Regions from separate parts of the Homo sapiens genome. Here regions 1 and 2 are each linked to region 3. A link is a loop called in an ENCODE intact Hi-C map of the cell type or tissue named here. Cell type or tissue: CD4-positive, alpha-beta T cell. All regions are shown on one strand. Links, peaks and the distances in the headings refer to the core of each region. The heading gives the core; the rest is flanking DNA.

What was found. Hi-C counts contacts between places; a loop is a spot of excess contacts. Peaks named below come from ENCODE experiments on the same cell type or tissue, not always from the same donor. Only the 100,000 strongest peaks of a DNase experiment are listed, where the experiment ranks them.
Region 1: it touches region 3 in a loop (6-fold over the local background); 6 of 110 quality-filtered maps call a loop at or near these places.
Region 2: it touches region 3 in a loop (3-fold over the local background); 3 of 110 quality-filtered maps call a loop at or near these places.

Annotation. Positions count from the first base shown.
Region 1 is chr10:9,006,971-9,017,569 of GRCh38, reverse strand. No RefSeq gene overlaps it. Among named protein-coding and RNA genes, the nearest start is that of LINC02676, 110 kb to the right of the region's middle. In CD4-positive, alpha-beta T cell, for the core only: no CTCF peak of the experiment used is centred there; a DNase peak (open chromatin) is centred at 7,269.
Region 2 is chr10:9,201,774-9,212,727 of GRCh38, reverse strand. All of the region lies in intron 4 of LOC101928272 (a long non-coding RNA gene), which reads left to right. Among named protein-coding and RNA genes, the nearest start is that of LINC00709, 68 kb to the left of the region's middle. In CD4-positive, alpha-beta T cell, for the core only: CTCF peaks have their summits at 3,131 and 3,333 (motif pointing right); a DNase peak (open chromatin) is centred at 3,347.
Region 3 is chr10:9,090,475-9,101,507 of GRCh38, reverse strand. No RefSeq gene overlaps it. Among named protein-coding and RNA genes, the nearest start is that of LINC00709, 180 kb to the left of the region's middle. In CD4-positive, alpha-beta T cell, for the core only: no CTCF peak of the experiment used is centred there; DNase peaks (open chromatin) are centred at 3,827 and 5,017; H3K27ac peaks cover 432 bases.

The sequences.
Region 1 (10,599 bases), core at 2,600-10,599, 85 kb after region 3:
TATTTTTAAATGGTATTAACCAAATATTTTAGATGCTATGAAAATGGGGAGAAACAAACATAGACAGAAGGAAATATTTCTTGATCATTCATTGTAATTCAAATAATATCCGTTACCCATAGATTTTTCAAAGGAATTAAACTTCTTTTGTATCATCCTCCTTGCCTACTTGAAAAGTTAAATGTTCCCTTGAAAGCTCCCCAGGGCCTGAAGATGTGTCCAGAGATGAATTTTCCATGGAGATTCTATCAACATAAAATGTTTTTAGTATTTAAGTGTGTGAATAATTAGTAAAGAGAGATTCATCAAATCTAAAACCCTATTTGTGGGACCTGTCCAGTCCATTTGGGGCATCATCTAGCTTTGTGCACGTTTGATTTTCTTAACCAACATGAGATTGTAGTCCTCATCATATAAATGAGAAGACAGAGTCTCGGTTACATCATTTGCCAAATAACAAATAATTGGTAAGTGTCTGAGACTAACCCCAGCTCTCCAACCAAGTGCACACTCTCCCCTCTACTTTTAACACTCTCTTTAGATGCACTGCAGACCTCATCCCCAGGAGCCGCTCCCACAGTGCTCCCCTTCCCGCTGTACACATTTCTGGGCTGAGTTTTCCTCTGGCCAGGTTCAGACACTACCTTGTGCCAGGGAGCACTCTCCTGTTCACTTCGAGGCTGATAGGGCTGTTTCTCTTCTCTCAACGTCTTGTCCCTGTGGGCCTTAAAAGGGCTGCATTTGAATTTAAGGAATTTACATGGCCACTGTAAATGGAATCAGTGATCTCTAAGAATCTCTCTATGATTCTTCCTACACTTAGTGAAAAATACGATGCCTTTTGCCAACTGGACTCATGAACGTAAATGTCACTGAATTATATTACACTATTTGCCTACCCACCCACAATTTTAATTTTCTCTACATTGCATCCCAAGCATCTTACCATTGTACTTTGTAGAGAATATCTGATCAAAAGATAGAATTAAATAAATAATTAATGAGCCAATAATAAGCATCTTAAATTGTTTCAGTCTGCCTAGTTATAAAATAGGACTTTATTTTTCATGGTTTGGTTAAAAAAATAAAAACTACATTATTATCATGTCCTTAAAATATTCCATTCTGAATTGTGCACCAGAGGTAAATTTCCACTTACTTCAGGTAGATTTTTTTTTTCTTTTTAGAAAAAGTAGGCTTACATACATGGTGTTAAATGTAGTTGTGGTTTGTATTTTCAGGAGCTGATATTAACTTATAAAACATAAACATGAAAGCCATTTTAAGTCTCTTCAAATCACTTGCTTACATAATGAAAAATTTCCTTGAATATATTAGTCCTCCCAAAATAAACTTAGCTTCTATTAGTCAGTTACATTGACATAAGTTCATTTAACAATATCTGGCTTATTACAGAAATAGTAGAAGATGTAGCATCTAAAGTCTGGACTATTTTATAGGATCAATTAAATTCATTTAAACCAAACATCACATATTTGCATTTAACTCTAATCATGCAATGAAGACAGCTCCATTCTCTGTTGCTTCCATTTTCCTTTCTTCTCTATTGTTGAACAAGTTTGTTTTCAACTCCAGTTCAGTTTCTTGGGCTCACTCAGTTCTTACTATTAAACTGTTAAAAAGTGTTAGTTTTACTAAATTCCTCTATTACACTTATTACTATATTTAAACCATTTTTTTATCTGAAGAAACTCCCTGGAAATAACCATTTTTTCCAACATATTGTCATGCCTTTAAAATAGTCTGCACAATTCTAAGAGTCACAAATTCAGTTTCTAGAACCATCGCTTTAGACTATCACAGTCAGGTAAGACATTACAGTTACAAAACAACTTTAAATTTTAAGTTGCTTATTATTCTAAGAAAATATCAGCTCTGTTTGGTTTTCATCACAGCACCCAGGAAACAAAAACAGGAGCTTCAAAAGAAGCGAAACTATTTTTTTAAATGATTAGGGGACTTTAGACAGTGTTAGACAATCCAGAGTGTTAATTACCTACAGTGAGTTGCTTAATTATATACCTCTGATAAAATTAATAAATGAACACTTTAAGATTTTAATTAAAATATTTTTGTAAAAATGATGTTTCCCCCCTCTCCTTAAGGGTATTTTTTAAAATTTAAGGAATGAATTATGCAGGAAAAAAATCCATTGTGTTTGTAAGATAGCCAGTTAGGTATAAATTTTGGCTTGATCCTTCCCAGATCATTTCACTCCCCACAACATGATTTTTCTTAATTAAAACCACAGTGGAATGATTCATTTAAGGAAGATAAAAGCAGAGCTCAAGGGTCAGCAGAATGACATAGTGGAAAGTGTCGATGTGGTCCCCTGGTATTTTCAAAGTTAGGAGGCAACTATTTCCTGGTTTGGTTCTGCCCACAGATCTCCCATAGAAATTCAAAAGAACTAATGAACACTCTGAGTCTATCAAAAGGAGAATAGGTCCCCAGAGAGTGGTTGATTTTAATAGTGTTGACTTTTACATCTCCGTCTTCACAATACTTAGCTTCATGGCCAAAGTTAATCCACCACATTTTAGTTATGGGAACAAATTTCAAAAATAGATCTTTCTTCAGCTGATAACAGAAAAGGATGGAAAAACTGGTCCAGTAGAGAGGAAGCAGTTCAAACAAGTACATATTAAGACAGTCTTTAAGGCTATGAGTAGCAATAGTTTCACTTGCATTGGGCCCACATCTGTAACATTCTTCCTTAAACGCACCAGCAATTCAAGGGTTAGTGATTAATACATAACTAAAGGTGAGAAAGAGAAAATTAAACTCTTCAAAGATATTTCCTAAATTTAACTTAAATTGTCTCTGGCCAAACACAAACCTTGAATATTTAGCTAAAAGAATTCCATATTTAAAATACATATGACTGAATTGGATGTAGTACTGATTCCCCCTGAAAATGACTACGTAAGGCCCATCAAGGTCTTAAATGAGGTTATTTAAAAGGTACTATCTGCATGACAGCATTACCTCTATTAAATCATATAAAACCCAAGGATGAAACAGGATGTCTCCTCAGTTGTGAAGGAGTATTTCTTATCCTTTCAACACAGTTATTCTAATCTGCAAGATTCTACTTTCTAAAGAAAGAACGTTTAAATACTTTGGTGAATGGTAATACATATCATGAAACCTATTTTACAAATGATACTTCTTGGGATTTTTTTTTAAAAAAAGATACACAGGACAGATGCATGTATTTATGAGGCTACATTTTAACTAAAAGACAAATGGCTGTTTCAGAGGTTTCCATCCCCAGCTAGTAAATTACAATGTCTGTGGCAAAAACCAGTGTATTTAAGGTTTCAAGATGACTTTTGTTATTCCTCTATGTCCCTGGTCACTTAGAAGTTTCTGAAAACCTTGTGTGTGTTTCAAGTCTGTTCAGGGTTAAACTCTATGTAGATATTTGGAGGTAAATCAATTCAGCCATTTTGAGTTGCACAAAGGAGGAAGAAAAAGACATTTTTTTGTGCTTCTTTCTACATTTATTTTACACTTATAGATACATAAAAATGGCTGAAAGTTTAAAATAATATTTATTTACCTAAAGGGAGGAATCAAAAAGTTAACTCTGAAAAAGAAGTTTAAAATAGCAGTGTTAGAAAAACATGGAGCCCATGAGTGAAAATATCTAAAAACTTGATGTCCAAGCTCTGTGGTTCATGTCAAAACAAAAGTTGTCAACTAAAAGAGAGATGGCTATGATAAAATTATAAATGATAAATTAGTTTTGCTTATAGAGATATAACTGTGTAAGTATAGTCAAATATAATTATACTTATATGGGATATAAATTATTTTATTTTATATTTAGAGAAAACAGATTCACATGTTGTCCTTTTGAGAGATAAAAACAGGAAGATAAGGTAAGAGAAGGCAGGTTTAGTAATTTTGAATCTAAAAGTGACATTTCCAATAGGGTGTGTCAAGTATATAAAGTCTGTTACATCTCTTTTAGGTGTTTCATGCGTATATTTATGTAGAATAAAGTGAGATTCCTCTATTGGCTTGACCCTACATAAGTCAACTAGTAAATTACTAGCCTTGGGGGTAAAAACCACCACTCCAGAGAAAACCTCCAGAAGTCCTGCTTTAATAGAGAAAGATATAATTGTGAAGATGCATTAGAATACTAACAGTGGAAGTCTGAGGAAAACATAAGAACAATGGAAATTGGGAAAATAAGCATTTTAAAGATAGAGCATTGAAGCAGAATCTAATAACCTACTTCTAATAAGCCTCTATGACTGAAAATGTAATTAAATGATCTAAATCTATACCTCAGTAAGTTTTTAAGAGTTTGTTCACATTTTAGGAAGCTAGTGGATTTTCCTGTACAGGCATCTCTGTCAAAAATTCCAGGGGGATAATAAGCTAGAAAATACATAATATATTTAAGCTCGTATTCTTGCTACAAAGGTTGGAGTTATTCCTGTGTGATTCATAATTTATTTAATACTATTGAAATTCCAATGGAAATGATTATTAAGGCCATGAAAGAGAGACTTGGTGAGAATAAATAAGTTTATTGGAGGAGCCCAACTGGGTGACTGCTGTCATATTTGGAATACTGTTGGAAAAGTCTTAGATTAGTAAGCCTTACACATTCTATCCACATAATGCCCAATTCCTGAATCTTTGGAAACATATGAGTATGTGGTTGAGTTTTTAGACTATTATCTGTATGTGACCATCAATTTCAACGTAAGTTAAAATCAGGAATCACAGTAATCACAATAGGACTGCTTTGTTAATTTTTCTTTTCATTTGCAGGATCTGCATTAAGTGGAATTTTATAAAATATGCTTTTACCAAAAGAGTAAAATTCTTAGCACATGAGACATATTTATTTGCTAAATATTTTGACATATTCTATATGTATCACTAATTTTACAGATATCTGAATATAGCATAAAACACTTACTACCAAACTCTAAGTGATTCAGAATCATGTAGCTCAGAACATGTTGTTCCCCAGACACTCATGAATTCCTTTAGTTCCGAAGTTTCATGCTTGGCAGACAACATAGCATTCCTTGGTATAAAATCATGCAGAGCAGTTTTCTATGCTATGAAGAAATTATAGAGACCAACTGAAATTCCTGTGTTTAGAGGTGAACCAACTAACTCCCAAAAATATCTAGTGACTTTTTAAGATCATGTATGTGATGATGACTAAAATTTTTTAAAATATGGGGCAAATGTTTGGAAGAAAAATATAGACATACTACTTATTTTGTTTTTAAGTATTCCCTCCCTCCCTTCTTCCCTTTCTCCCTTCCTTCCTCTTCCTTCCTTTATTCTTTCAGAACATTAGTAGAATATTTCTTGTATTGCTTCCAAATCTTTGAAGAATAAAACATATTTAAGTTGCTTGGCGGCAGTTTTAAAAGCTAGATGGCCATCTGGACTAGCTGATACCTTTAAATATAACCCCCAACCCACTTCCCGGCCCTTAAATTGTTTGAATCCAAAGCAAATATGTTCTCTTAAAATGACTGACTTCCGTTTAATAAGGGAGGTAGGTTGCAAATGGAAATCAATTGCCGGAATCTACTTCTTTCACAAAAAAAAATACACTATAAAGTGCATCAAAATATAGTAGTTAAAGGGAAATTAAATAATAAAGACTACTATTAAACCTTAAAGACAAATTTATTTCTCAATACAGATAGAGGTAATGACTTCTCAGGTGGATTAAAATCAATGACATTTCAGGAAACATGGTAAAAAATACCATTTAACTAAATAATTTATGAAATACTGAAGGAAAGGATGGAATAGAAGAATATTAATAAAATATTCTTTAGCATTTTGACTAAAACTTCTATATGATCTGAGCTATCAAATACTGAAATGGGCTTTAGAAAAATGCACTTTCAGAACTAATTTCTCTGTTCTTTCTCTTTTTTGTAGTAAGTCATACTCAAGGAAAATATTTGCTTGTTTGAGCATCTTGGTTACTTATAAACTGGGAAATCGGTAATGTAATGTGCTATGAAAAACAAAATTAGCCGGGAGTGGTGATGCGTGCCTGTGGTCCCAGCTACTCAGGAGGCTGAAGTGGGAAGATGGATTTAGCCCAACAGGTGGAGGCTGCAGTGAGCTGAGATTGTGCCACTGCACTCCAGCCTGGGTGACAGAATAGAAAGCTGTCTCAAAAAATAAAATAAAATAAAGAAAATCAACAAAAAAGAATGCTCTAGATACCTTCCATAATAATTCATAATTCAGTTATTTGAGTTTAAGCTTATTTTAATATATTTCATTTATCTGAAAATATTTTCATAGCTACTATAAAATCACAGTCTTGAAATCTATAAACATACTATAACCTAATGAGAAAACTTCACTTATGGCTCAGGATTTCTCATTCATTTGACAATTCAGAACATGTTGATCCTACCTCTCCTGTGGCTATTTTAATGGCATACTTGGAATTATAACGGTGTGGGCTTGCCATATCCGCCTTCCCACAATATACCATGCTACTTGTAAATAAAAATTACCCTATTATCTTTTAAGTTTTGAAGTACTTTGCACTGAATTTGTTCTGCAGAGCTAATCTTTATTTTAATAAAAATATTCATAGATTTATTCAAACAATATTAAACTGAGCAAAAATACAAACATTTCAAAGATTCCTAGAATATCAGATGAAAGGAAGGTTCCTATGCTTTCATCTTGCTGGTAATTCAATTAATAAAATGTTAAAACTTCTTGAAGACTTTACTTTAGAAAAATATAACCCTAGAATTTTGGCGCTATTTTTTTAAGCTACAAACTGTCATTGTTGGGACAGTAACCGTCCATATGTTGAAAGTAAATACAATTTTCACCTTTTAGCTCCTGGATTTAGGCCTAGTAAGCTTTCTAAATATTCACTAGAGGCATTCTGATAAGTATAGTTATCAATATACATTTATTAATTTTCTACCTGTTGTGTGATACTGCCCTTGGCAAAAGCGTAGAACAAGATGAGTTGATTCTAAGTGGTAAACTAACCAAGGCACTGCCAAGATGAGATGTACCTCAATTTCAATATCAACACAGCACTGATTTCAAAGGTGGGGGATGGGGAACCGTTTTTGAATAGCCAGCCTGTATATATCATTTAAAGCAAAATAAATAAAGCTGAGAACCAAGGCAAAGGTTCTTGGTGGTACTGCTGCACAGCAGGAAGTGGAAACACAGTTGAGATTGCTCTGCAAACTGTGTGTGTGTGTGTGTGTGTGTGTGTGTCTTTCACCTCTCACTTTGAAGGTTGAGTGGTGAAATGCCACAACTTTTTTTTTTTTTTTTAACTTCCCTTTCAGGGCACAGAACAGACTTAAAAAAAAAAAACCTGACAGCTAGATAGATGTTCATATGTACATCAAGGCATAATGAAAGAATAAAATGAATATGCTTTCTGATTTTGTACAAAACAATACTGTTTCAGTCTAAAATGAAAAGAATTATACTTCCAAAAGCAATACCATTACACACAAAAAACTGCAGTAGATTACTTTAAAAAGGAAACAAGACTTGTTTTGTTTTTTCAAATTCTGATTCTTGAACATCCACATTCTTAATATTTCTTTCCAAAATTTAGATATAACATCAGAGAATGACATCCTTCAAAATAAATTGTGCAACAGAAAACTTGAAGCGACAGGTTTTATTCCTGCTTGCTTGGTTCAAAAAATATGCTAATATTACTTGAGGAAGTAGAATAAGAGATACAGAAGGATTCTCCAGAAAGTGAATAATCTTGGAGTTCACATTTTTTCTTATTGACTCACTCGATTTTTTTTTCTCAGCCATTCTTTCAATGGTGTATTCAACATACAGTCAACCGTATGAAGGAACATAGGCCACTTTAGTAATCATCAGGAAGTCTTAAAGCATGAACAGCGTTCAAGACAGAAAGAAAAAAGTTGACTGGGTGCGGTGGCTCACGCCTGTAATCCCATAGCTTTGGGAGGCCGAGGCGAGTGGATCATCTGAGGTCAGGAGTTTGGGACCAGCCTGGCCTACGTGGCAAAACCCCGTCTCTACTAAAAAATACAAAAATTAGCTGGGTGCAGTGGCAGGCGCCTGTAATCCCAGCTACTTGGGAGGCTAAGGCAGGAGAATCCTTGAACCCGGGAGGCAGAGGTTGCAGTTAGCCGAGATTGCGCTGTTGCGCTCTAGCCTAGGACACGGAGCAAGACTCTGCCTCAAAAAAAAAAAAAAAAAAAAAAAAAAAGTTACAAGATAGAGTCTCACAAAATTTGTTAGTTTACTAAATAGTCTGCCATCAGCATCACCAAGCTTCATCCGGATAGATTTTCCCCAAAACCCAGGGAATGCATCACTATATTTTGTTTATGTCCTTCTTCAACCTAAGGTGAGCTTTGCTTTTGTTTTGTAGTATTACATATGTTTCTAGAAACCTGAGATTATGGTAAAGCTGGTAGGTTATCTTCCATTCTTGAAGCATAATGTCTTACTCAGATGATCTGGGTTTGCTTTCTAAGTATTTTAGTCTGTTTCTCAATCCTGGAAATTGGAGAGAGAGGAAGATTCCTGGAATAATCATTGGTCTGCATTAAAGAGCCACATATTTAGCCACTCAACTTTTTGTTATCTTTGTCCTTATTGAAGCATTAGTGTCAACCCTAAATTCACTGAAGCTAAACACAGATTCTTTCTCTGCCCTGGATGTTGGAAAAAAAATGGTGGTGATATCCACCATTTGCATTGATAACTGAGACTAGGTCATTTGACTGAGATGGGCAGGTATCTCTTTCCTTCAGCACTTGTTCATGTAGGTTCTTCTTACTGGTGAAAGAGAAATAATTTTCACTAGAGAAAGAGCCTTAGGTCAAACACACATGAATGCCTGTGCTCCCCCTGGCCCTGCTTGGGATTTACTGGGAATACTCTAACTTCCTGCTAAGAATTTGGTGTGTTAATCTAAAGAACATTGTGTGCTTTTTTAGTGTAAGAATCTATAAAAGATTTAGTGAGGACTTGGGAACTAACACTTGGTCCCTCTTTCTGGTAGTAGTAAACAGCTATAGTATTTAATTGTCTTAACCTGGGAAACTTCACAGGATATGAGATTTCAATGGGTTTGATGTTGGTTTAAGTTTTGGAGATGTTTAGGAGTGCCCCCTGTTTCAGGACCACTTCCGGCCCCCTAAAAGACTACTGTTGGTTAGACAAGATATATACCTTTCAAAAAATAAGGGAATTAATTTATGCTCAGTCAATTGCCCATTCTTTCTGTATCTTAAAATAGGATGCCAAGAATAACTGAGAAGCTTATCTGGGTGATTGCGTAGAGTATTCCTACATACAGCAAAATCTATATATGGCAAATAATTGAAAAGTCTCACTACAACTTTGTGGCTACTTGCATGTGCAGATAGCTTCAGAGTATGTGGGGTAAGTGACATATATACATCTCTGTGTCTCTCTCTCTCTCTCTCTCTCTCTCTCTCTCTCTCTCTCTATATATATATATATATATATATATATATGAATACAGGCTTGGTGGCCATACACGCAAGATAATATTTGATGTCACAGACCCGACACAGCACTGAGAAAAACAAGAAAAGGGGAAAGGGAAGTATTGCTCTAGACAGGAAGGGGTTTTGGCAGAGTTAAAGGTCCAGAATGAAGCTGAATATGGTTGTGTTTGTTTCACTGCAGTCCCTCATATAAGGTGAACAATGGTTAATAATAAGAGCTTACATTAACAGCATTTAACATGTGCCAGGCACTGTTTGACATGCTTTAACAAGTATGAACTTTGGTAATCCTCACAATAGGATATGAGTGCTAATGTTACCCCATCTCACAGATTTAGAAAAAAAAATCTCACAGATTTAGAAAAAAAAAACAAAAACTGAAGTTGGGTTTAAGTAACTTCAGGTTAAGCAACTGAAACAGAGTGAGCTCATGGGTTTCCCAGCTCACCCAAGCTGGTATCCAGCAAGTTATGTTCCCGAGTTCTGAGCCACTGCAGTTTACTGCCTCTCAAATAGGCACAGCTGAGCCTGTTAAAATTATTATTTTATATTAATCATATTTTAATCATTTGTTTTCAATGAAACACAGGAAAGATCCATTTTCTTTTTCCAAATTCTCACCTCTCTGAACTGCCCCTTTTTTTTCCAGTCATTAGCCACAACCATTCACATTGATAGTTACTTTAGAAAGTGAGAGGATGTTGTTAAAAACTATTTTATTGTGAAAATAATCTGTACCCACCGAGGAAAATTTGGAAACTGTAAAGATATAATTGAGTGGGAGTGGGAAATAACACTGTATTTTTTTCCCTTAAGCAACTCACTATTAATATTTTGGAGATATTTCCCTCTAACTCTTTCTCTTACCACTAAATAATTTATGATCATTATATATATGTAATATTTACTGCTTTTTCACCTACACATTTTTCAAGACTCCAAAACATCCTCTGTATATTTGACTGCATATTGATTCCGCCACACTGATTCACTCAGTAACAATCTAGTATTTACTATTTGCTGGTTACTGTTCTATACAATAAGGAGCAGAAGA
Region 2 (10,954 bases), core at 1-8,000, 110 kb before region 3:
TTTGTCAAAAATATATATATTTAAAACTAGAAGTAATCTATTTTGGTTTTAGCAGCAACTTTTGCTTTGTATATTTTTGTCACTGTGAAACATTTTTTACTTTGATTCAGTTTCATACATTTTTAAAACTACCATCTAAATGCGATTTTGGAAATCTTGTAAGTGTGTTGTAAAGGAGGAGGACAGAATGTTTCGCTTTTAATGAGGCCTGTTTTCATACTGGATTGCATCCATTGATATTCTTATTTTTCCATATTTTGCATCAACTGTCCATTGAGGTTTTTAATGGTTTACTTTACTTTTTCTATTTAGATCAAATTTACAAGCATAAAACATTACATAAATTTAGGTAAATCTCCTAACTTCATCAAAACTATATATAGATATTTGATGGCCAAATTCTGTGGACTTTGGCATTGGAGGGTAGCGGTATGTGGAGTCAATGGATGGGAATGGTGGCATCTTTATGACTTAATTTCCCAGTATAAAGTCTTTCTTTTTAAATAGTTAAACATCATAACACATTGCCCAGGTATTAGGTTCTTATAAATGCACCATTGTATTCTGGCTTTTTCTCCTACAGCCAATCTTAAACTATCTCTTCAAGCTCAGTGTAAAATATAGACAGGTAAAGGGGAAGATCTTGGTATGGAATCCTAGGAAGCTGCTTCAAGTTGAAATACAAAGTGAGACTTATACAACAGCTTTTCTACCAGTAATTAAAAAGCCTAATGTCTTTGGAGTATTATTAAGTTGACTGATTTTTGTACAGGACTCCACATTATCTTCATTTAATAACTTTCCAAGAAGTATTTGCAGAGGGAATAACAGTAGTCCATATTTAAGTGTGCAGTAGCCCCCCCTTTATCCACGGGGGCTACGTTTCATGGACCCCAGTGGATGCCCAAAACAACGTTGAACCCTATATATACCACGTTTTTTCTATACATACATACTTACGATAAAGTTTAATTTATTAATTAGGCACAGCAAGAGATTAACAACAATATCTAATAATAAAATAGAACAAATATAACAATATACTTTAATAAAAATTAGGTGAATAAAAGTTCTCTCTCTCAAAATACCTTGTTATACTATATTCACCCTTCTTTCTGTGATCTGTCAATCTGATAACCTAGAGGACTACCAAGTGACCAGGAGCGTACTAGACTATCTCCTAGATGCAGATTTTCAGGATACCAAGCCTTACAACAGTTTTCAATGGGAAGGGTATGAAAATGGCTTATTTCCACGGTTAAAATTTAAGGCAACTGCACTGCAAAATTCCAACCTATAGTTGTCAGCACTGAGTATATGACAATAATTCCTAGCAAGGGACAACTGAGATCCAGTGCCATGCTCTCTCTTAACAAGTCTTCCCATTCTTTCTTACTTTGTATTGTCACTTTGGGTCTTTTGCATGTCCAATGACAAAGCCATCACAAAACTCTCAAAAACTGATCCTATAATGACAGCAGTGTTTCACTTTATAAACTCAAGTACTCCAAACAGTAATTGAGATCAGAACAGAAATATGAACGGTACGTGTGCATTTTAAAATAATATTAGTAACAAAATGATTAATTTATTAAATGAACTAACCATATTGCCACACAAAGACAGCCCAGTATGCAGGCTCAAGGCCTGAAGAGTGGAATATAAACACATGTACTCCAAACAAGAAGAAAGTGGGCACTGGATAGCACTTCTAAGAATACTTAATTGTGTGCATATTTTTTTGTTGTTGTAATTTGGATGAATTCCAACTTTTCTGAAAGAAAACATTTGCTTACATATTAAGAAAATATATAGCAGAAAAACAGAAAGGTAACAAATACCAATTTTTTTCTTTTTAAAGAAAATATTTAAATTATTTTAATGGGTGAATATACATGAAAATGATCCATTCAGTTCACTCTGCTTAATAAAAGTTATTTCAAATAAAAAAGTCATTGTAAGTCAGGGTGTTACTATTTACATATCTTATCCATATTGTCTTTATATGTTTCTTCTTTATGTTGAAGCTTGTTAGCAGTTTATGGTTTGTTAAAAATGGCTGATGCCACTAAGCTCAAAGTAAATGAACATTTATGTGCCAAAGGCCCCCTATAGACTGGTTAGTACGTATGCCAAGGAAACAAATCTCAGATAACTGGATTTTCATTTTAGCTTTGTGGATTACCTTGAATGCGTTATATATTTGTATTAACATAAGAAAATATAAATAATGTCTTTCACGTAACAAAATAATTCTATGTCTTAGGTGAAATAACTCCACTCATATTTTCCCCTGCCAAATAAAAAGTGCTGAGCACAATCTTTCATGTAAGATCTCATTTCTCCTTTTAAACTTCTCCTATGAATGAAAACCAAATGGCAACGCAGCATTGAAAACCAATGCCTACAAAAAGTACACAGAGTTTGTAACATTAAAAAAAAGCAGGAGCTAATGACACATAACAGGTAAATAAAGGGGGAGGGGACCCCTGAACTTATACCAGGCGTCCAGGATAACCCTCTTGAAGTCTATTAGAAACATGCATTCATCAGTACAGCTCTTTGAAGGGCTTGGAAGATGTGAGGTTTGAAGGAAAAACAAAATGCTATTTTTTTTAAAAAATAAAAAGTGCTGAAAAGGTAGGGCTGCTTGAATTGTTAACCAATTCAAACCTAAATGTTCTGGGTGAGACCTCCATTGCAATTTACCCAGAAGGTGGGAGAAATGTTTCTGATATATGTGGAATAAATACAGAAATCAGCAACATAATAGAAAAACAATGTGCCCTTCAACATCAAACTGACAACAGGAAAAATCTCTCCATGTTCTTCTTTCTTAGTTCATGCGTTTATTAAACACACACATGTGAACTGCACCAGGTACTCTAAGTTGGAGAGCTTAGGTTGGTATAATCACAACCTTGGTGTGAGTCCATATCAATACATCTTTGAGTTAATAGTAATGCTATTAAAATAAATGGGCCGAACCATTGCGATTTTTAATCACTAGAAATTCCCTGATCTTATAAAGAGTTGCTCATTTGGAGTCCATTTTAAGTACTTTAAATCTTCGTTCAAAAATATTAGTAAATTTTTATTTTGCCTACACATTTGTTCATTCTACACACGCTACATCCAAACCTAGAGGGGAAATAGTAAAACTAACTTAAAATGAAAGATACTTTAACAACTACTTCTGCTTGCTTATTACATACATTGAATTGTTAAGATAGAAGAGAAAATAAACAAAGTCATTGTATTTTATTTTCTATGTAGGACACGGTGTCCAAGCAAAACAAACGGGGTTTGGTTGAACATGCAATACCGGATGTCGCCACTGGATGGCAATGCCAGCTTTTGTCTCTAAAATGTGCATGGTACCTTTGATGAGATTTAGCGCCACAACCCTTGGGTCCTAAGTTTCTCAGGACCATCAAAGTGTAAATACGCTGGGGTGAGTCTCCAGCACACATCTCGCATTCCTTTGGGATCTGTCGTCTTCTGGTGCACCCGATGCTAAGGCAGCCCATAAAGCTTCCTTATTTGCTATTACTCTTTGGGAACCTGATGTTCAATAGAATGCCAAGTTCATAAGAAGAAAAAAGGTTACAAAGAAAGTGAATAGGAGGTGAGATGGAAGTACAAATAGGGCACCAGATTCCTTTCCGCTGCTGAATGATGTTAAGCTTGCACAGGACCAACATCTCAAAAATATACTTGTTATGAATTCACTTTCTACCATATAGCAAGAATAGCCTTCACTCTTTTCAGCATTTTATAGTCTAAATCACTTGTTCTCACAAGCTATACACACACACATTCTGACATGTATACACACTTCAAATAAATGTTTGTAGTTGAGACAATTAGCTGATGACAGTTTAGTTTTCCACAGTGAATTGGTTTTAAACTTACAGTAAGGAAAAAACCTTTGAAAACATTATTTTAGGTATACTAAAGAAGCTAAAGGTTTTTACAACGAATTTTGTGTGGTGTTAAAATATATAAATATCTAAATTTGTATTAATTCAAAGATTAATGATAATTATGAAGGTGTTAGATATTATCTGGAACAATGAATCACTTCTGTTCAGAGAAGGAAGGATTTAATGCCAAATAACTTTGCTTAGTTATATGGATGGGAAACATGAGTGGGGTAAAATGATCACATTTTTAAGGTAAAATAAAGAGGGAGAAAATTTGTGTAAATATATGAAATAAAAAAAATTGATAAATTTAATTATCCTTAGTTCAGGAAACACATTTATCTATAACTCCTTATTACTATTTTAACATATAAAAACTTTGGCAAGCAGCATGTCATGCTTTTCTAGTAAACAAAACTTAATAATTAACTTTTACAATTAGCTGACATCTATGGAAGTTACAGTTTGCACTAGGCCTCTTATATATCTTTCATTTGCTTGTGAAAATGATGTTCACACCCCTCTGATGGAAGATGAAATGGTTAAGAATACCACAGAATAGCAAAACAAAACTTGAAACAACAACAAAACTAGAATGAAAATTTGAAGCATATTATAGTATGTTTAAGTTTAGCTAGCACGGGAAAAAATGTTTTTAAATACCAAATTTCAAATTAAGTTTTCTTATTCTTCACAACACAAAACACTAGCTGAATAAACATATATTATTCAATGAGTAGTAGGCATATAAAAGGAAAATTTTCTCTCTGTTAATATAAGCCACTTTTAATTTTGCATGCACAGATTTTGTCACTAGATCAAGAGATATTTTTGCATATACCTTACATGGATATATTTGGATTTGTAAAAACAAACTAGGCAAGATAAAGCCAGGTTTTGAATATTTATTTTTTGTTTACTTCCCACAAGAAGTCCATACCTTATGGGACAACAAACCAGTCAAGTATATTTGGGGTTTCCTGATTAAGAACCAGAAGGAGGCTGGACAACTGTAGCTCACGCCTGTAATCCTAGCATTTTGGGAGGCCGAGGCAGGTGGGTTGCCTGAGGTCAGGAGTTCAAGACCAGCCTGGCCAACATGGCAAAACCCCGTCTCAGTTACTCGGGAGGCTGAGGCAGGAGAATCACTTGAACCCGGGGGCAGAGGTTGCAGTCAGCTGAGATCGCACCACTTCACTCCAGCCTGGGCGAAAGAGCAAAACTCCGTTTCAAGAAACAACAACAACAATAATAAGAACCTGAAGGGACTGCTTCTGTCTTTCCATCACACTGGCAGATTCTTGCATAGAAGTGTGGCCTTATTCAGGAGCACTTGGAAACAACCAAGGCAGATCTACTTTGTGCTCTTAGATAATTGACTGAGTAAAAATACTAATTTTCAAAACTTGCTTCACTTTCATCACAAAGCCAGATATAAATGGAGACAAAGTATTTGGTGCATATTTTAATTTTCTATTTATTTGAAAACTAAAGTTGTATGGACTAAACTTTGTTTACATAAAGTAAGGTGAATTTGTAATACTGTCATATACACATGAAATACTATCATATGACATTTCATATATATGACATATATATGAAAGTCTGTCTAATATATGAAATCAAACAGATAATTCAAGCTAAAATCACTCCCCTTGGGGATCAGCAATCTCCCTTTTAATGTATATATTGATGTATGATTTAAAAACTTTTCATTTTTTAGAGTCCTAAGTTTCAGCTTCAATTTTTCTAGGGAAAATTTAGTCAAAGGTTTATGACTTCAAAGGATTGAAGAAATACCCTAATCTGAAATCTTGGAAAATGGAAAATGAGATCCTAAATATTTTTTCTCGTTATCTGTTGACCTTATACCTGAGAAGTAACTTTTAATTTTAAATTTCTTAGATCACAAAAGGATATTTCAGATTTCAAGAAATCATTGCTTCTAATGCTTCTAAAACATTGATTGCTTCTAATGCTTCTAAAACATTGATATTTGATCTTGATATTGAAAACAAATATCAATGTTTTAGAAGCACTATAAGCAATAATTTCTTTCTAAATCTTGACACTCGCTAAGAATGTAATGATGAGAGTGAACAGTACTTTGAATTTGTGTGTTTAGGCAAGCACACATACACACATATATGAGAAGACACATGACTTCTAGGACCACATAACTCAGAGTAGGGCTATATGTTGATGTTGCAATTTGGGAAATGATGCTTTATATATATACATATGTGTGTGTGTGTGTGTGTGTGTGTGTGTGTGTGTGTGTGTGTGTGTATATATATATAAATTTTGCATGGGATGGCGTTTTCCCGCGACTTATATGTTTGCCTGTTAATGCATGACAATAAATGCCAGTTGCATTAAATATGTCATTTAAGGAATAGAATATTAAAAGTGTATCACTGGATATGGACTTTGCGCTTGTTCACACACACCACCACCATCCCACAGAAGAAGACAGTGCAGACAGAACCCCGTCCTCAAAGGTCTTCAAGTTGAATGCAGATTGTAGGTTGCCCAATCTCTGTTGTTCTGTGCTTGGTTTGTATTGCAATGGCACTGGTTATCAGTAAGGCAAAGTATTCACTTTAGAGAATGTTTGAGAAAAGTTCTTTTAGAACAGCAGTGAAAGTAGCTCCACATTCCAGGAGGTTGCAGTTTTTATTTGCAGGATGTTTATGTATTTAGGCATTACATACATAAAAGTAAGAGTTCAAATTCTGACACAAGTAAATGATAAAAGTCAGGCAAATTCTTAAAGTCTTTCATAGTTGGAAAGTTCTTGGACAAATGGCTATCCATGTAGTGATTATACATTTTTAAGGCTATATTCTCCTTCCCCAGCCTTCCTGGTTCCCTAGGTACTGCCAAAGGATATTTTCAGTCCAATAAAATATACAGATTCCATAATTTGCCTCTATTCCTACTTGGCCTTCTTCATACTCATTTCACTGGGTTAATATTTGTTCTTAGCCATTTCCTCATTCTCTGGGTTGAACCCATCTTCTTGAAAGGTCACTTTCTCTGTGGGTCTCTAAACTACAAATAAAAATGTTTTTGAACTAAGGTCTTTACAAGGTTTGCAGAAGTCCTTTCATGATTTAAGAATAGTCAACAATTCAGACGTGAGCACTGATGGTGAAGAGCTGCCAAATGGGAAAGTTCAGGTCTTCAGCTCTATTTTCTCCTAAAACTTGTAAGCCAATACTCAGTGATATATTATAAAAGTGCCAGGAAGCCCATCAGGCATCTGAGGCAGTGGCATCAACTGCCAGAAGACTGGAGACAGAAGAGTTGCAAAGAAGAATGTTGTACTATTCAAAGAAATTATGACATAAGACTATTTTTTTCAATCTGAGTTCTTATGCATAAACCAAATAGAATGAGACTAAAATCCTAGCAACATGAAAGCAAAAACAGGAATTCCACGAGATCGTGCCACTACACTCCAGCCTGGGTGACAGAGCGAAACTCCGTCTCAAAAAACAAACAAACAAACAAAAAACCCCAAAACAGGAATTCCAGATACCTAATAACTTGCAGACAAATGTATAGACTCTTTCTAAATAGAAATCACCCAATTTAATAACTTTAGATGAAGAATTTTATTTATTTATTTATTTGTTTGTTTGTTTGTTTATTTATTTATTTATTTATTTTAAGATGGAGTCTTGCTCTGTTGCCCAGGCTGGAGTGCAGTGGTGTGATCTCGGCTCACTGCAACCTCCACCTCTGGGGTTCAAGTGATTCTCCTGCCTCAGCCTCCCTATAGCTGGGATTACAGTCACCCGCCACCACACCCGGTAATTTTTATATTTTTAGTAGAGATGGAGTTTCTCCATGTTAGTCAGGCTGGTCTTGAACTCTACCTCACGTGATCCACCCGTCTCAGCCTCTCAAAGTGCTGGGATTACAGGCGTGAGTCACTGCGCCTTGCTAGATGAACAAATTTTAGATTCTATATTTTAAACATATAAGCAATATTTTTGTTTTCAGTGTAACGGGGATATTACCTAATATGGAAGAGGAGCAAAGAAACACAGTAAGCCTCATGGAGCGGCAAAGAAATCTAGTTTAATAAAAAGTTCAATGTAAGAAAAGCACGGAGTAAGTTGCTTGTGCACTATTTGTGTGGTATTTTCCTCCAATCATTCTTTCTTATTATTTGCCTTAACACACACTATTAAAGCGTCCTGTATAACCACTTCCTAACTTTATATCTACAAGAATCTAATTTATTGTCATAGTTAAGTACTGCAGTATTAGAATTTATCTTACTGTACAGGATAACAAGCTTAAGATTATACCAATGTTTCTCCTGTATTGACATCATATAGGGCAGCCATCACATCTTCAAAACTACTTAATTTTTAGTGAATGTATCCCCACGCACATCTCTCCTAACACGTTGATTTTACTATTAAGATAGATTGTTCTAGATTAATTAATCTTTTCCATAAGTAGAAATTTTAATAATGCTATCATGTCCTAGGTGACTAAGAATACTTGATCTTGGGTGTATGAAAAAGCACCCAAGAACACCATATTGCCTATTTTCAAAGCTAAATCATGATAACAGAGTTAGTATGAGGAATCCTCTTACCTTGTTTTGGTAATGGACTCTCTTCCTTTGAAATGGTAACACTGCATTTGTGAATACTGTATTGCACTTGAAAAAAGCTGCTTTGTATTATAGTTATTTCTATTCCACATTTCCATATCTTACCAGAAACCCCCTACTGAAAACTTCCTTGAAGTAATAATTTTGATTTTAGCCTCCCATCTCTCAGTTTCTAGTATAATATCTTCTTTAAATATATTCATGCATTCAACAATTGTTCAGTGAGTGCTTACTGTAAGCTGTGCCTTCTGCTAAGCTAAGGGGATATAGCTAAGAACAAAACAGATGTAATCCTTTCCTTACATTACATATGATTAACACTGAGAAAGAAGCATGTAGTGACTTAAGCACTCAGAGTCTGTCCTCAGGCCTGAGTTCAATTCCTGCTTCAACTCCTACAAGTTAGTTTGTCATGCAACTTATTCCTCAGCTTTAGTTTATTCATCTGTAAAAAGATGGATAACTCTCACCCCAGAGATTTGTTGCAAATGCCAAACTGGATTACTTAAGTAAGATTTTAAATACAGTGCTGGGATATATGGAGTTTATAATAAGTGGAAGCTATATATTATTTAATATTTGTTAGCATCTTTTAAAAAATAATGCTATTGATAAACAGTTGTAACAACATGTTTAAGCAGAGATGATACATGGTCATTGGTTAAAATATTTATGGCTTATAATTTGTCTTATTAATGAAAACTCTTCTGCATATCTACTTATTGATTATGGTAAGAGAAAATTTCATAGGATTTTCCGAGAAACACTTCAAAATTTAATTTTGTACTTTGTGAATTTTGCTATGTTTATGCTTAAAAGTTCTCTTACTGCTCCAGGATTAGAAACATCACCACTTATTTTTTCATATTTTCTACAAAAATTTTTATTTGGTAAATTTTATTCCTTATGTTACCTTAAATTTACATTAAGTTAAAGTGTAAGATAAGGATCCAATTTAAGAATTATTTTCCAAAAGGCCAATTAATCCAAAATTATTTAGCAATATTACATCTGTTTATGTAATGTTTGTAAGATATTCATGATCATATAGCAAATTTTATATCTACTAGACATTAGAATTATATTGTTACTTATATTATGATATCCGTATGCTATTAGTATATAGACAAACAACTTATTTCTTTCATTGTGAACATCCCTGCTTTTTGGTCTTTTTTTATTTTTAATTTTTTTTTTTACTCTAAAAAGTCCCAATGACCTTTCAAGGTAGCTCTTAGCATGTTAAACAAATATATTTTAAAACTATAACAGGAAGTACCACAGTAATTTCAGATTCACATATCTCATTCATTAATTTTAAAATACTATCCATCTCTTAGCCTGCTGATGGACATCTTCTAAGTAAAAGTTTCAAAGCAAGTATCCATGGGCAGTTTATGTTCTAAATTCTGCATATCTGAGCAGGGAGGTCAGTGTTATACCAGCACATAAATTAGGTTGTACTCGGTTAAAATATCCTTAGATGACATATTTTTCTCTCAAAACTTTATCTCATTATGACATCATATTCTGGCACTCTGAGTTAAGTAGAATTGGAAACAGTGTAAATTTTTTACGTTTTGCCCATGTGGTTGTCAATTTTTTTCTTTAAAACTTGAAATTCAACAATTTTGCCAGTTTTATTCTAAGTTACTTTGTTTTTAATTTTGCGTGGCACTTAGTGAACACTTTTGACCCGTATATTCAAGTAATGTCTTTTGTTGCCGTTATGTTTTCTTGTTTGTTTTTAACTATGCAAAGTATTCTCCTCTAAATAATGATTAGCTTCAATTGCTTTGATTTATTCCCAGTGGAAGCTAATGATTTATATATTTTGACTTTTTGTTTTCTCTCCTCTATAGCATCTCTTATTATTGTTATTATATATTTTCTTGGTGTTTTTAGAGAACTGTCTACTTTATTAGTGATTTCATTTTCTACAATGTCAATTATGTTGCTCGCTACAGCCGAAGCCAATTTTAATTTTTCCACTGTGATATCTTCTGTCTCGCATTCTTTTATGTTTGTGCTGGCAGTGTTTATAGTTCAACACTCTTCTTTTTCTTTTATTTTCTCATTTATACTTATTTTACATATTTATGATAAATAGTTTTTTCTTACATGAAAAACTGCAGTCATTCGCTCAACTTTGATGTTTAAAAAATCATTGAAAAACGTAAAAATCTCACACTGTTAATGTTTGCAAAGGGCATTATTCCCTTGGACAGATATTACTGTCTGTCTTGGTGTTCTCAGAATCTCACAAACATTTGGGCTGCACCCCAGCCCCAACCCTGGCCCCGCTGCTGATATGTAGCTTTTTGAGACACATTCCATCATCAAGTAAACATTTAAACAGCTCAATTCCACAAAAATTAGGCAGAAATTACCC
Region 3 (11,033 bases), core at 1,235-9,234:
TTCTATTTGGTACAGTAGTGTTTGTGTTCATTTCCCTAAGTATGTCTTCCTCTTTCTAGACTTGGCCTGTTTCTCAGATTCTGTCTTTCAGATTTATAGCTGGATATCGTGAAGCAGTATTTCTGAGATGAATTCACCGTAAAGTTCCTAAAATCATCAAAGGGAGGCAAAACAGAAAAAGACACCCAGAATGCAAATAGCCTCAATTTGGACTATGAGTAAATTATAATATATCAAACAAACTTGGTAAGTTTGAGTTTTAGGTCAGCATATTAGTATTATCAAATTAAATGTCTTTCAAAGGATTGACTTATAGTAGTTAATGGCAGACAAAAATCATTATCTTAAAACAAATAAATTTGATTAATTAATTTATTTTGTTTTGAGATGGAGTCTTGCTCTGTCACTCAGGCTGGAGTGCAGTGGCCCGATCTCAGCTCACTACAACCTCTGCCTCCCAGGTTCAAGCGATTCTCCTGCCTCAGCCTCCCGAATAGCTGGGACTACAGGCGCACGCCAACACGCCCAGCTAATTTTTGTATTATTATTATTATTATTATTTTTTTTTTTTTTTTAAGCAGAGACAGGATTTCACCTGGTCTTGAACTTCTGATTTAGGTGATCTGCCAACCTCAGCCTCCCAAAGCTCTGAGATTACAGGCGTGAGCCACTGTGTCCGGCCTAAATTCGATTTTAATATGGTTTTGAAAATGTTACTAAATACTGACTTCTAATAATATCAGTGATATGAATTGGACACTAAATTGCCAACTAATGACTATTTCAAGGTTCCATATTAACTTTAAAGCAGATGCTATTTGCACACCCAGTTTACCTGAAAAATAGATACATTCAAATACCTGGAGACCTGTGCAGGTAAAGTGCAGTCCATGTGCCTTATTCCTCAAAATGCACACATTAGAAAGGATTATACTCTTTGTAGAGAAGAGAAATACAACTCTAGCTTAAGCAAAAACGCGTTTTATTGGAAGTGTACTGCTATAGACCTCTGAGTTGAAGGAAGATGCTTGTTTTTCTATCCTTGTGTTAACAACATTCTCTCAAATAAGTGGTGGGTCCAGGAACTGTAAACTCAAATCTTTAAATCTTTATGAGCAGAAGAAAAAGAAGTCTCTTTCTCCCAGCTGTAGTTTGAAATAGCTTAAGAGAAGAATTCTGACAGACCCAGCAGGGCTCAGCTACCCCTTCCCAGTCACTGTGGTCAGCAAATTTGTCATTCCTACCTCATAATAATTTTAGCGAATGCTTGCTACATTCCAGAAACTATGAAAAGCATTTTACATGGATATTTCAATCATTATGATAATCCCATTAGTTGTTTGCTATTGTTATTCTTAATTTGCAAATTAAAAACTGGCACAGAGAAATTAAGTCACCTAATGCCCCACAGCTGAAAAGTGACAGGACAATGCAATCTGAATCAGATCCAAGCTTTAAACCACACAGGTGGGCTTTGTGGGACAAGGAGGTAATAAGCCTGTTGTAGGAGACAGAATACTTACAGAAAAAAATTAGCCAAAAATTAGCCGTGGTCGGGCACAGTGGCTCGCGCCTGTAATCCCAGCACTTTTGGAGGCCGAGGCGGGCAGATCACGAGGTCAGGAGTTCGAGACCAGCCTGGCCAACATAGTGAAACCACGTCTCTACTAAAAGTACAAAAAATTAGCCGGACGTGGTGGCGAGCGCCTGTAATCCCAGCTACTCGGTAGGCTGAGGCAGGAGAATCTCTTGAACCTGCAAGGCAAGGTTGCAGTGAGCCGAGATCATGCCATTGCACTCCAGCCCGGTCGACAGTGTGAGACTCCGTCTCAAAAAATAAAATAAAATAAAGTAAAGTAGAGTAGAGTAGAGTAGAGTAGAGTAGAGTAGAGTAGAGTAGAGTAGAGTAGAGTAAAGTAAAGTAAAAAGTAAAGTAAAGTAAAGTAAAATAAAATAAAATAAAATAAAATAAATAAAATAGAGGAAAAATGAGCCATGGTCAAACTGACTCTTGAGGACCACTTCAAGGACAGTAGTCATGACTTTACCCACAATCGCTTCTTCTGGGCTTGGCGCGGTGGCTCCCTCCTGCAATCCCAGCACTTTGGGAGGCCAGGGCAGGTGGATCACATGAGGCCAGGAGTTCGAAACCAGCCTAGCCAACGTGGCGTAACTCCATCTTTACTAAAAATACAAAAATTAGCCGAGTGTGGTTGCACGCTCCTGTAATCCCAGCTACTTGGGAGGCTGAGGCAGGAGAATTGCTTGAACCGGGGAGGCAGATGTTGCAGTGAGCTAAGATTGCTCCACTGCACTCTGGCCTGGGTGACATAGCGAGACTCTGTCTCAAAACAAGACAAAACAAAACAAGTAACTTCTCCTGAATCCTTCTTTCTCCTTCCATGATACTTGAGCAGTGAAATGATGACAACATTTACACTACTGAACATATTTTGTTGTCTTTTTTCTTTCTCCTCTTTCTTCTTATAAAGCCTGTTCATTTAAATGATTCCAAGTTTAATACACATGTGGCATGAATGTGACTGTGCAGCATATCCAGTATTTTATCTCCAGACTCTAGTGAAAGGCTAGATTAGTACCTTTTAATGAGGATGTGGGAGAGCCAGGGACATGGTGGCATGGGAATGGGAATGGTGGCAATTATTTGAGATGGAGCGATGAGGCTCGGGAAGTTTCTCCTGGGAGACAAAGGTGGTGCCTAGAAAGGGGGTGGCCTGGAAAACAAATTGCTGTATTTTACCATTATTTAAATATGGGGGCAACTCTAATAAAAAGGCAGGAAAAGGTTAATGTTTACTCTGTGGACCAAATGCTCAAAAATATACATTAACTCTGTTCATCTTCATAATGCCCCCTGTGAAGGAGGTCTCCCCACCTCCAATTTAAAGATGAAAGCTCAGGGAGGTAAAATAAGTTGGCCTAGGTTACATGGCTAGAAAGTGATAGAACAGTACATGGGAGATGAGCAGAGATTTGACTCCAAAATTAGTTTTTTTCCACTATAACAGACTGACCCAGGAAATCAATCCTTTAAGTTCTAATTTTTAAAAAACTACTAAAATGTCTGGAAAACAATCTTCAAGGAAACATAAAATATATTCTATATTAGAGAAGTGTTTGCTAGTTTAAACACTGATAACCTTTTGTAACCATATATATTTGTAAAGGGACTACCAAAAGGTGGGGAATAAGGGGATTATCAAATGGAGGTGTATTCAGAGGATTAAAGTTTGACTTCCTATATGAATAGAAAACAAACATAAATTTCGTATAGAGAGGTTTTGTATCTGGACAACTTTGGCTAGGTGTTGACAGCAAGGGTGCCTGGCCTAGCTGCCCTCTGCTGCCCGTGGGCTCTCTCTAAGGCTAACTTGCCCACAGAGTTCCTACACTGCGAGTGAAATCTCGAATAATTTAGGGCTGCCTGAATCACCTGATGCTTTCCAAGGGAGGAATTTCACTTAAAATAAGATGGCTTATGGTCTATTTCCTGGCAATTTGGAAAGATTTGCACTACACTGATTGCCCATTATGCAGTAACTGTGTTTTGTCAGATACTCATTTATTTTAATGCAAGTTTGCTTTATCCAGCCAGTTTGTTGACTGTTCCTTCCTGAGTAGGTCTGTAATCTAAACTTTAAAGGAGGATTAAGCTTCATGGTATTTACTTAACTAAGCATTGTCATTGTTGTCATTGTGTTATATCCTCTTATGTATTTGTTACCTGGAGAAAAAAAGACTTTTTTTTTTTTTTAAATATGGGCCTTCCTGTTACATTTAAATGAAAGCCTTTGTGGCTTTGAAAAAAATTGTTCTATGATCTGAAACTGTCATTTAAATAGAACCAAGAGTTAACATAGACTACAATGCTTTTAATCACGTTTTTTGTTTTTGTGTGGTTTTTTTTTTTTTTTTTTTTTTTTTTTACTGTTCTATGCACCCATAAATAACGGAAGAAATACAACATAGCTAATCTTTTCTCTTTTAATCTCTGAAATACCATGAATAGTTAGCAGGCCAACAAAAAATAATTACAACTCTGTTAGTCATATTTGGTCCACACCTTTCCAGGAATTGCATTGGTTTTCAGTATCCCTTTGAAAATAACCTATGCTTTTAATGGAAAACCTGCTTATCTCTTCTGCATGACTTATAGCCCCAAGGCAAATAGAATATACAGCTGTGTTTTGGAAACTTTTTAATATTAATTGTTCATGAATCAGAAGAAACAGAAGAGTTCAGTAAATGTTTGAATGAGAGAAAAAGAATGAGTAAATGTTGCTCCATAAAACTTATTCACATCTCATAAAATCCCAAATTCACCAGTTTCTCATTTTCTTCCAATCAACTTTCATCAACTTTTATTATCATATTATATAATTTCCAGATATTGTTTTTTTTATTTTTTTATTTTTTTGAGACGGAGTCTCAATCTGTCATCCAGGCTGGAGTGCAGTGGCGTGATATCAGCTCAGTGCAACCTCCACCTCCCAGGTTCAAGCGATTATCCTGCCTCAGCCTCCGAGTAGCGGGGATTACAGGCATGTGGCACCATGCCTGGCTAATTTTTGTATTTTTAGTAGAGATGGGGTTTCACCATGTTGGCCAGGCTGGTCTCAAACTTTTTAAAATTTTCTAACAGAAACACTATGTGTTTCAGTGAAGTCGGAGACCCCCACAGCTTCAAAGATGAATCATGACTGGTTTTTAGGGCCAGTTATATTTTATGTGACCCGTTTCACTTACAGGTATTGGTTTAGTAGAAGCAGATGATCCAATTCTGGACAATTATATATTTGAGGAGACCTGGTAAGAAATGATTTCTGGTTCTTAAAAAATTAAAAGACTCAAGGAAGAAATAGCTCCTTGTGTTTCTGGACATCATGTGTGAGGGCATGACCCTTTGAACTGCTGCAGCCAGTTTGCCACCATGAGGCTACCTGCGCAAGGACAGGAGCCAACCCGCTGTGGTTAGCAGAGAAAAAAGATGAAAAGAACCTGGCTCTTTGAGCTATGGGTACGGAACTGACACACAAGCTTCCTGTTATGGGAACTGATATGCTGTAGCCACGTAAGCAAGAAGTTCTGTTACCAGCAGCTAAGCACAACCTAACTGATACTCTTTATTATTTGTATAAAATGCTACAGATAGATGAATTGCCATAAATCTGTCACTCCAGGGTTTGGACTGAAATCTGAGTGGGACAGGCAGAGAGAGTGGAGAATGGAAGGGGGAGAGAGATGATATAGACCTAGGATAATTCCCATATAACTTATAAACCCTGGATATTACATGAATACAAAAATGTGCTGAGATAAGCTTCACTCTTCAGTGAAGAAAAAAACTGACCTCTGAGAAAATATTTTGGAAGATAGGCACCTCATAATTTGTCTTAGGAAGAGAAATGTTCCAACTTCTCTTTGACACATGTTTCAACACAAATGGGTTAATAGAAGCTCCAACTCTTTTGAAAGGTAGTTGCACCCACTGGGTTGTGAAGACAGATAGCTGGAGAAGAAAGGTAACTAGAGGGAACAGGTGCAGGTACAAAAATCAGGCCAGTGTACCTGGGCTTGAGAAATCATGGAGACCAGGTCAGGGGGTGAAACTGAGCTAGAGAGATGGGTAGGAATCAGACTATGGGGAATCCGGCAGGGCATGCAAGAAATTTTATTGTATTAAGATAAAATCTAGTGAAGGGTGGCACATAAAAGCTTTTTTTTTTAAATTTAACAATGTGAAGCTTTGAATTCTGTATATGGAATACATTACTTTGTTCACTGACGAAATGATTCATCTATTAAAGAAGACAAAACAACTGAAAAAGACTCATTTTTGAATGCAGTGATTCCCATTCTAGGAATTCAGCTTAAGGAAAGAATCTGACAAGTAGTCGAAGATTATGTGCCAGGGTCTTTATCACAGGATTATTTATATTAATAAGAACAAGAGACAACCAAATAGCACACAAAAACGGAAAGACAATTAATTCATAAGACTTTCTTGCAATTGGATTTTAGGCAGCAATTAAGATTATTTGAAGAATATTTGATGTCATGAGAAAATGCTCATAAAAAGTCGAGGTGGGGAGAAGAGTATCATGCAAAACTAAATACAAAGCATGAATCATATTTTGGGAAAAAGGGAGGTAAAGGGGAACAAATTTATATTTATATGCATAGGAACAATCCCCATTCCCCCTGCCACACACACATACAGTGAAAAATATGACTAGGCCGGGCGCGGTGGCTTATGCCTATAATCCCAACACTTTGGGAGGTCGAGGCGGGAGGATCATGAGGTCAGGAGTTTGAGACCAGCCTGACCAACATGGTGAAACCCCGTCTCTACTAAAAATACAAAAATTAGCTGGGCATGGTGGTGCATGCCTATAATCCCAGCTACTCAGGAGGCTGAGGCAGGAGAATTGCTTGAATCCGGGAGGCGGAGCTTGCAGTGAGCTGAGATCATGCCACTGCACTCCAGCCTGGGCGACAGAGCAAGACCCCATCTCAAAAAAAAAAAAAAAAAGAAAAATATGACTAGAATTAAATTCAGTGTAGCTACAATATTTATTCCCAGAGAGTAGGCATTAGACAGTTGTCTTATGTATAAGCATGTAAACATGGATTGTTTTACATGTTGAAAATAATGATTTGTAAATCAAAACACAAAAGCTAAAAGTAGTTGAAAATTAAATTTCAAGAAAAAATAATTACTTATAATGTGAGCAAGGAGAAAATATGGTATTCTCAGGAAATAAGCAATATTATGGCACCAACCATAATATAGAATACATATGGGAAAAGCCTTTACGGAAATGGAAAGCAAGATGTTACACTGCTGTGGAAATAATTAAGTTACAGTTAAACTAGAAAATATTTTACATATATAATATCAAATGTCATTTATATATTATAAATGACATTAATGTTTATGTATCTATACATTACGCATACATTACCTAAAATATATTATGTTTATTATACACATATATGAAATACAATTTTATATATGACAATTTTGTTTGTATCTATTTCAGGGAAGCAGTAATGTCTCTAGCAGCAGGGAATAATAGCTAACTGATAAAGTAGTAAAGCACAGACCTAAGACTATGCATTCTGCTTCCCTTCTTTTATAAAAGCTGTAGTATATACCCTTATTAACTCTGTATCTGTAGGTATAATAAGAATGATCTCACTCCAAAATTCCTACTTTTTAGAGTTTATTTTTATTTTTTTTTTACTTTTATTTTAGATTCGTGGGTACATGTGCAGGTTTGTTATATAGGTAAATTGTGTGTTACAGGGCTTTGGTGTACAGATTATTTTGTCACTCAGGTAATCAGCATAGTAGGTAGATTTCGATCCTCACCCTCTTCCCTCCCTCCACCCGCAAGTAGACCCCAATGTCTAATGTTCCCTTCTTTGTGTCCATGGGTACTCAGTGTTTAGCTCCCGCTTATAAGTAAGAACATTCAGTATTTGGTGTTCTGTTCCTATGTTAGTTCACTTAGGATAATGGCCTCTAGATCTATCCATGTTACTGCAAAGGATGTGACCTCATTCTTTTTTTATGACTGCATTGTATTCCATGGTACATATCTACCACATTTTCTTTATCCAGTCCACTATTGATGAGCATTTAGGTTGATGCCATGTCTTTGCTATTGTGAATAGTGCTGCGATAAACATACGCATGCATGTGTCTTTCTGGTACAATTATTTTAGATTTTACATCTGAGAAAGTGAGGTAAATTTTTTCCAAGTTGCAAAATTATTTAGTGTCAGCAAGAGTCTAAGATCCCTGGGCTCTTGATGCTGATAGAGTTTCCACTAAACCGCAATGATGCGACACTTGAGGAAAAGTTCTGCAACACCAGAGTAAGTGGCATATAAAAAGTGTTTGATATTTTTGTGCTGTGTAAATAAATAAATAATGGAAAAATCCTCTGAGTCTAAGAATGTCCTGGATTCAAGTCTTATTTCTTCTATTGGTTATCAGGTGGCCTTCTGTTTTTCACATAACATCGCTGTGCCTCGGTTTCTTATTTGTAAGATAAAGAGATTATATTCAATATTCTGTCGTGTAATTGAGGTGGCCTGAAGAATGACGTGACTGGGGAGAACAACACGGCTCTGGCAAGGATGTATTGTTATTTTTGTCTTGCTCATCCAAATAGTTCATCTTCCTTTATCTTGGTCCATTTATGCTGTTGTAACAAAATATTCAAGACTGGGTAATTTAGAAAGAACAGAAATCAATTTTCTCACAGTTCTGGAGCTGAGAGGTCCAAGATCAAGGCATCAGCAGATTTGGTTGTTTGGATAGCGCTGCTCTCAGTCGCATTGCTGCGTCCCACAGTGGGGAGGGATGCTGTGTCCTCACCTGGAGGAAGGCAGAAGGCAAACGAGCCAACTCCCCATGAAGCCTCTTTCATAAGGACCTTAATCCCACTCATGAGGAAAGAGGCCTCATGGCCTAATCCCCTGCCAAACACCACACCAATGCTATGACATTGGCAACACCTAAATTTTGGAGGGGACACATTCAAACCGTACCATCCTGGGAGCTCCATATAAGTAGTTGAGCTATTGCAACCGAGCAGTAGCTGAATAACTATTATGTATCCATGAGAACTTACAGTAAGTGAAAAAATGATTACAGATGAATTTAGGGAGAGTCCAAGAGTGACACTTTCATTGTTGTAGTTGGAAAGAGCCCACAGGGGAAATGGGGAAGAAGAACAATTTGACTTAAGGGAAGAGACTTTGGGGATAAGCACATGTAATGAATTCTCAAGAGAAAACGCAATGTAACTGCTTCTGAAAGACTTTTACAAAAATATTCATTTGATAAGTAAGATATGAATGAAAAAGGCAATAAAGAAAGATAGTTGGACAGTGACATACTAAAAAAAGCTTTTATTGTATTATCTGTAGGGAGAAAGTGCCCTATGCTAGAGGAAGTTAATTTTTTTTTTCTCTAAGTAAAGAACTGTAAAACCATAACTGGATTTAAGCCCACCCTTCCAAAATTAGAGGCAATGGTAGAACTAGGGTCTCATGAAACTTCCCAAATTAAATTTTGTTTGACAGTAGAAACAATGATAAAAATAATAGTGGAACCTATTTTTAAGGTTATTGTAAGGATTAAATAAATTAATACAGATAAATTCCTTAGTGACAACAGTATCTGGCATATAATAAGTCCTGCACTAGTGTTAGCTCTCATTATTACTATTGTCTTTGTCACTATTGATGTTATTATTTGGTCTGAAACATATCCAGGTTGGTCTTTCTACCTTTCTGGCAAAATTAATTATGGTTTGTTATTAAACAAATATAATCTGTAACTTTTGATTACATGGTTTCTACTTACTTTTGAATAGAACAATCCATTCTGTTGACTAGATGAATCAGTTTATTTAAATTAAACATGTAGGAAGCCTCTTACTTGCTGTAGCAAAGCATGTGTAGCTATATTTTTCTGCTGATCAAAATGAAATAAAAGTCAAACTACTATTTTTTTTTGTTTCAGCTATGAATGCCTGGTCTTATCTGAGAGATCACGGGCTCTTCACGGGGTATTTTGCTAGCTGGGAGGGTATAGAAGTCAACTCAAATCCATTCTTGAAACTTAAACATCTTCCCACACAATTGAACTTTAATTTCTAAGAATCAAATTTCTATTTGCAAGTACCTAAGAAATATGAATCACTTTTTTAGTTCACTGAATGACACAGGTCCTGAGGTCTTCGAGATACAATATCCAAGCAATAACAAGTCACTTTCACATTTTAGAAAGTAACCACCCTACTAAAAGAAGTAGAGGGAGTCCACCTGTCATTTCCTTTCTGCTTTCAGTATGAATGAAATCAGTCCCACATAATGTATTCTGGGTCCTAATGAAAATTCTAACTAATTTCCTACATGAAGTGAAATTTTCTGAAAATAATTTGTTGTTTCATATAGATTTTTACAGAATTATTAACTAAAACTATAGGAAAAATAGGTTTTCTCCAGCTGGTAAGACAAGGAACATATCTCAAAGTTTACAAATTCAGAAGTTCTTTGATTTAGAGGTTTGAAGCTTTTCAGCTTTGGGTGAACCTTAAGAAACAGCATTTAAAAACCCTTACATATGGGGAAACAAATTAACAATAATTGGGTTTATAAAAGTGTTAGGTGCTGTTCTAAGTGCTTAGTTGTATAATTCATTTGGTAGTTATTTTCAGGTTTAAATGTTAACTATTCATTGGAAATAATATACATATATATTGTAACAATAAACAGTGTTTTAAAATTTATTTACATATCACGGAAAAATTGATAACCCTTGACTTTAAAAAATACCCAAAGAAAGAGAGACACTTTTTCTCATTCTTATATTTTATTTGCCTTTCTCTTTCAACACAGTTCTCTCATGCAACACACTACATTTTTCTTACCCAAATTCTATTTTTGCATTACCAAGTTTGTATGTGTTCTGTGGCATTTGTACAATCAACATAATGCTGTTACTGGGGAAGAAAGTGCAAATTACATGTGAACTGCCCCAGAACTGGGTAGGTAATTTCATGAAGATACAATATCTGTGACTCCATTAAAAGGACACCAAACATACTTTGCCTACAAATAGTCATGGAGTATTAGGGATGGAAAGGCTCTTAGCCTTCATCTGTCACAATTCTTCTCTTGAGAAAAAAGGAAGATTTTAGCCCAGAATGGGTAAATAATTGTTTGTAATGAGAATCAGTGACAGACTTGGGACTAAATCCAAAGTCTTCTAAGTTCTGACTGTGAATTCACTGTTCTCCCAATATACTTGCATTAATACTTTGTGACAGGATTGTTTCTGCTGCCTTCACAGTATGTTCACCAGCACTGGGTTTTTTGTTGTTGTTGTTGTTCTGCTTGCTTTGCTACTTATTCAGGTTATCAATTGATTTATGTATTGATAATGCTATAATAAAAAAAGTCTTGGGAGATCTGGTGAATGAGGTTCAGGG